Regions from separate parts of the Homo sapiens genome. Here region 2 is linked to region 1. A link is a contact called in ENCODE Hi-C or POLR2A ChIA-PET data. All regions are on one chromosome and are shown on one strand. The core of a region is the stretch at or near the end of the contact, and the rest is flanking DNA. Distances in the headings are between cores, read along the strand shown.

Region 1 (2,972 bases), core at 250-2,749:
ATCACACCTTACTTTCTCCCTCAGTTCTTGTGGTTAATTAGCAAGATGACAGGTCAGCTAGGGTATGGGTGGAGTCAAAGTTGTAGGATACCCTCAGAAAATCAGCTCTTCAGAGTTCAAGCTGCCTCCATCCTTTCTGACATTTGATTTATCCCCTACCAGGCTATGAAGCCTTGACTTTATAGTATAAACCTCTAATCAGATAAGCGGATCACAAAACCATCTTTATTCTCAAGACCACTGCTCTATTGCCCTAACCATCCTTGAGCCATCTCAGGGTAGAGGCATCAGCCTTCAGGAGTTACATAGGCACTGGCAGATCATCATAATAAGGACGGGTTGCCAACCTGCTCAGGTTACAGTGAATGCTGATGGGTAGAGTCTGCTTTGAATTTCTCTGACAAGAGGGAGATACAATGTATTTGGTTCACCCAATTCATTTTAAGGGATTTGGTTCCCAGATTTCCTGCAATCGGAATCATGGCCCATTTTCACAGCCACTAGAGCATTAAATTCGTGTATACAAAATAAAGGACTAGAAAACATGTAAACCTAAAAATGTTTAAGCTAAAATTGTGGTACAGATGTTATCTGAGTCCCATAAATCAGTATTCAGAAATATTGTCTTACTGTCAGAAGCAAACAGCAAACAGAGACTTGCATTAGCTATGTGTCTAGATAATGGCAAAAATTAAGTACAGTATTGTTTAGAAATCATAGGCTGGCAGATCTCTTTTCCTTTTCAGGGTTTAAAGAAAGCATAACCTTCTCTGTTGCATTTAACAAAGGAAAAAAAAGGATTTTCTTGTTTTTTGTGCGTACACCCTGCCTAGGGATGAGTTATTCATCAAAATAAGCTTCCTTGTGTTTTAGAATTTGAGAATTTAGAATACTGAGCATTCTCTAACACATCGCCCTAAACATGCTAGTTTGATTCTGAAGCCTTTTTTCCATTTTGTCAAGTTCACCCTCTGAAAGGGACAGTGAAAAATTAGGGGTTGGCTCCACCTGGTGCTTTGATTAGAAAATTACACCTCCATGTATGAGGGCTGTCAACGGACAGTGTGCCCTCTTGCGCACGGAAACAGTAAAAATACTACATAAATATTACTTAAAAATACTAAAACTACCCCACAAGAGTGACCAGTTAACTCACTTTCCATGCAGGGTGCTAAGGACTATTTTTGTATGGTTGTTTTAGTGTCTGTTGCTATGGAACAAATCATCTTAAAATATAGAAGCTTAAGACAACAAAATCATTTATTATCTCCCACGGTGTCTATGGGCCAGGAATTCAGAAGGAGCTCTGTCGGGTGGTTCTGCCTGGAGGCTTCTTTCACATGAGATCGCAATCAGACAGTACTTGGGGTTATTGTAAAGCCTCATTCGCTCCCGTGTCTGGTGTCTGAGCTGATAAGACTGGACAGGCTGGGGTGGGAGCTTCTCTCTGTCTCTATGTAGTCCCTCTTTAGGGTTTCTCAAGCATAGCCAGACTTGTTTCATGTTGGCTCAGAACATCCAAGGTGGTGTCCCCAGAAAGAGAGCCAGGAGGAAGCCGTGTTGCTTTTTATGATCCAGCCTCAGAGGTCAGGAAATGTCACTTCTGCTGTGTTCTGTTGATAGAGGTAATTGCAAACGTCTACCCAGGTTCAAGGGAAGGGAACATAGCCTCCACCCCTCAATACAGGAATGTCAGTGTCACGTCAGAAGAAGAGCATGTGGGATGGGATATATATTTGTGCATCATCTTTGTAAAAATACAATCAACCACAATTGTTTTATTTAATCATCCTTCACCGTAAATGAAGTTGCTTCGATATATCATTATCCCAATTTTACATTTAAGTGAAAGCAGAAGGAAACATTAAAGATCTTCTTACGCCCTTTCGGTGTCATACTAGAGCATTGCCTAATAAGCTGTCAAAAGTGTCATCTGTACACGATTCTCAGTCTTGGCGCTATTGAAATTTTGGTCTGGGTAATTCTTTGCCGTGGGGGCTGTTCAGGGCGTAATAGGTCATTTAGCAGTATCCCTGGCCCCTGCCCACCAGACACCAGTAGCACACCTTCATCCCTTTAGTTGCGATAGCCACAAATGTCTCCAGACATTGTCAGATATCTCTGGGGTGAGGAGAGGGCAAATGTTCCCCCAGTTGGGAAGTTTTACAGGAAGAAAGTTACTTTGATTATTTGCTATTGATGAAGGTGAGACTCTTGTAAAGTTAATGTTAACTTGTGGAGGATCATTATGTTGCAATTCATTTCTGTCCAGTAGGAAATATAAATCCTACAGATTATAGTTGTGTTGTTTTATAATTTACCAGTTTCAACTTCACTTGCAGTCTTATTCCAGCATTCTTTTTGTTCATTGACTATATATAGTAATTTTTCTTCTCCTTCTTCATTCATTGATAAGTTAAATAAACCTTTGTCACATGTGTGCATACACACACACACACACACACAAACGCACACACACACCAGCTCCTTGGCAGAATGCAGAGTGAGAATTCTCTCCAATATGGGGATATGGAGCTATTATGATCTCCCTTCAAGAAAGAACTTGTAGATTAGCTGTGAGGGTGCAGTTAGGTGATGGCCTTGGTTGCAGTGCCTCTGGTTGCTTAGCCACAGCAGTTGAGCTGAGGCCATGCTTTTCCTAGGCAGACCTTTAACAGCTAATGAGCACAGTGGGCGTGCCAGGGCCTGGCCCTTTCTGTTCATCATGGAACTTCTCCAACAGGCAGCCTTTGCTCTGGAGCTCTCTGTTGGGCTGGCTGAGACTTTTGCAGGACAGCACTGCAGTTTGAGACTCTTCCTAACTAACCCTCCTTCTCCCTCCCCTTTCACAGGTGACAGACCTGCATCTCTAGCCTTTTTGTGCTTCAGGCACAACTCAAAGCTGCCAATAATCATGTTGCCCAATTTGTGAGCTGGAACTGCAGTCTTTTTGTTTTTTTGAGACGGAGTCT
Region 2 (2,972 bases), core at 160-2,659, 150 kb before region 1:
TTCAAGGAAATGGAAATTTTCTGTAGCTTGATTAGGGTAGTGGATGTATACATTAGTCAAAAGCCACTCATCTGTACACTTAAAATGTGGGAATTTTACAGAAGATAAATTACACCATGGTAACATTGGCTGAAAAAAAAAACCTTAAAAAAGGTAACTTCGGCCCAGTGCCGTGGCTCACGTCTGTAATCCCAGCACTTTGGGAGGCTGAGGCGGGTGGATCATGAGGTCAGGAGTTCGAGACCAGCCTGACTAACATGGTGAAACCCCGTTTCTACTAAAAGTACAAAAAATTAGCTGGGTGTGGTGTCATGCGCCTGTAATCCCAGCTACTCAGGAGGCTGAGGCAGGAGAATTGCTTGAATCTGGGAGGCAGAGGTTGCAGTGAGTGGAGATGGCGCCACTGCACTCTAGCCTGGGCAACAGAAGGTGGCTCTGTCTCAAAAAAAAAAAAAAGTACCTTCTCAATGAGGCTTTCCCTGAGTACCCTATTTAAAACTGCACCCCACTACTCCACTACTCCCTAGCACATATCTCTGTCTAACACACTGGATATTTTTGTCTTGCTTTATATTACCTCCTAGAATGTAACTTCCATTTGGGCAAGAACTTTTGCCTGTTATGTTCAGAGCTGTGGACCATACCAAGAACAGTGCCTAGCACAAAATGCATGCTCAATAAATTTACATGAATGAATGAATAAAGGAATATATGAATGAATGAATTTACCTTCTTTACTGCTATCAGATATAAGATGAGTAGACAGGCTAAAATCATACTGTGAAACTCAATATGCTGTGAAACTCAAGACACCAGATTTTAGTCTAATTCCAATTTACAGGGCAAGAAACCTAAGTAAAAGGGTATTAAACATAGACTAAATACACGGGCCAGCAGTTGGCATGCTATGTGAGGTGCTTCATCTAGGCTCTTGGGTGAACTATAGATGTTTACAATAAAGGTAACCAGATATCTGTCTGTACTTTATCCATTGGAAGATAGGACTGTTTTAGAGAATTAGGATAAGGGGGAGAGAAGTGAAGTTATTTCTCAAGAGACAGGGTGAGTAGGCTGCTATCTATCACCAAGCAATCTACTACATCCTGGCCTCTTTTAAGTTTTCAGTGAATTAGTAAGTCTAAACTCTTAGGTGTAGTGGGCTCATGACACTTGGGTTGCATACATCTCTGGCTACAAAAATGTGCTGATAAGAATATGTGATAGACATAATATTCTAACATGAATGTGAGCGCAATTCCACAGTTAGAAATCTCACATAACATCAAATTCCAGAGAGTTAAAAAAATTCACCTGGTCCACTCTGTTGGAAAGTCCCCGTTGTTGAAGATGTTTATCCTGGAGAAAGAGGGCACCTTCAAAGTGGCGAAAGGCTAAGATAGGAGTGTGGACAAAATATCAGCAGCATCCCATGGCAACACATTCCTGTCGTAAGCATCACACTCTTCCAAAGAAAAGATCAAGCTGCATTTAAGTTTCAGGTGGGGCATGTTTATTTCAGGTAAGCAGTTGATAAAATAAGATTCCAATCTACAAAGTCATGTGGATGACTCTGCAGTGTGTGACCTCAATGCCACCTCCTTCGGGGCAAACTCCAGCCTATGGCTGATCTCTACTGCACCTAGATGGCATAGCACATGCTTTAGCATGTGACTACAATCTGCTTGGTGCTGTGTCCAGGTTGTTAGCCAGCACTGCGCCTCTCCTCCTGTGTCCATCATGAGCATCAGCCTCTCCAGCCCTGATGTTCAGAACACAGTTACCTTATCTCCTCATTTGCTTTTATTACTAAAAATCCCTTTCATTTCTTGTTTTCCCATCTCTCTTTCTTTTCCCCTACTCTCCACCCATTACAGAGTCAGTATTCAAAAAAAAGTGGAGATTGGGAACAGGTGTGGAAAAGAGTCGAAGTACTCATACTTCTCATTTCAAGCCCTTCTGCTGGTTAAAATTATAAATGCCAGGAGTCAGCCCTTTCAACAAAAAGGAAAGGAATCTGGGGGAATTCTTGTGGAAGTAGAGAAGATATTATGGAAGAAAGGTATTTTTGTAAGATCTTGTCTAGAATAGGGCGGTGGAGAAGAGGGCTTAGAAAGAGGGACCGGGGTGAGGCAGGATGAGAAGGGGAGTGAGAGTAAGAGAGAAAATAAACTTACAGATTCTTAGAGAAGAAGGAGGGAGAAGAAATCCACCCAAGGGAATATCAAAGATAACTCAGCAGGGAAGAGCTGGGGCTAGGGAATGAGAGATGAAGATGAGCTGATTTAATGCTTTAAATCTAAGCCAAGAAAACTGAGTGACAAGGAACTGTGACATCTGTGACTTATTTTGACAGTGTCTTGTTTTGGGCAGTGTGAGGGAGTGTCAGGGTTTTGAGTTACTTGTACATGGAGCTGTCTTGGTTCTCAGGACAGCAATAGAAGAGATGGAGCATCGAGCAAGACAGCAGGTGAGAGAGAGAGAGTGTGTGTGTGTGTGTGCTACATTTGAACACCTTAAAGGAGACTCACCTCCTGCCAACTATATGTGGAGCCAGGATCTCCGCACATCCCTATGCTGTGATAGCTACAGGGGATCGTGGCTTCACTTCCAGGGGAACCTTAGATCATACAAGATGGGAACTGCTCTTAGCTCTCCTGTCTTCCGCCACCAAGTTTCCAAAGAGACTTCCTGGAGTAGGAATGATCTTTTCACCCTCATCAACACTGGTAGAGGACTTTTCTCTGAGTAGAAAGTACATGACACATCATGCATTGGTTGCAAACACCAATACAGTAGGAAGTAAAGCAGCATTTTAGCTGAGATCGAAGGCCAAGTCAGTGTGAGAGACAGAGCATAAACAATTTCCAAGTTTATCTTGTACCACCATTCCCTGGCTCATGCCTTGCAGGCCAACTGGCCTCCTGGTTGTTCCTCGAACACAACTTCTGCACCTGCTCTGTTTGCGTAAAAGC

Evidence for each region. Hi-C counts contacts between places; a loop is a spot of excess contacts on that map. ChIA-PET counts read pairs that join two places held with the same protein, here RNA polymerase II (POLR2A). Pooled maps may share reads with other maps.
Region 2: a loop to region 1 is called in a map of PC-9, with 10 times the contacts of the local background. The contact joins two enhancer-like sites. A Hi-C loop is called at or near these places in 6 of 168 maps with a recorded cell type or tissue (B cell, Caco-2, Calu3 and 3 more), 7 of 37 single-sample maps with no recorded cell type and 8 of 50 pooled maps. POLR2A ChIA-PET finds 5 or more read pairs at or near these places in 1 of 52 experiments (WTC11).

What each region holds. Positions count from the first base shown.
Region 1 is chr6:11,495,377-11,498,348 of GRCh38, forward strand. The region is part of intron 3 of LOC105374928 (a long non-coding RNA gene); the gene reads left to right. Among named protein-coding and RNA genes, the nearest start is that of TMEM170B, 41 kb to the right of the region's middle. Within about 2 kb of position 1,500, at least 3 of the 41 ENCODE cell types and tissues checked have a DNase peak (open chromatin) inside an H3K27ac peak, as active enhancers do.
Region 2 is chr6:11,342,987-11,345,958 of GRCh38, forward strand. It overlaps a transcript of NEDD9 not described here. Among named protein-coding and RNA genes, the nearest start is that of NEDD9, 110 kb to the left of the region's middle. RefSeq lists an enhancer at 971-2,170. Within about 2 kb of position 1,410, at least 5 of the 41 ENCODE cell types and tissues checked have a DNase peak (open chromatin) inside an H3K27ac peak, as active enhancers do.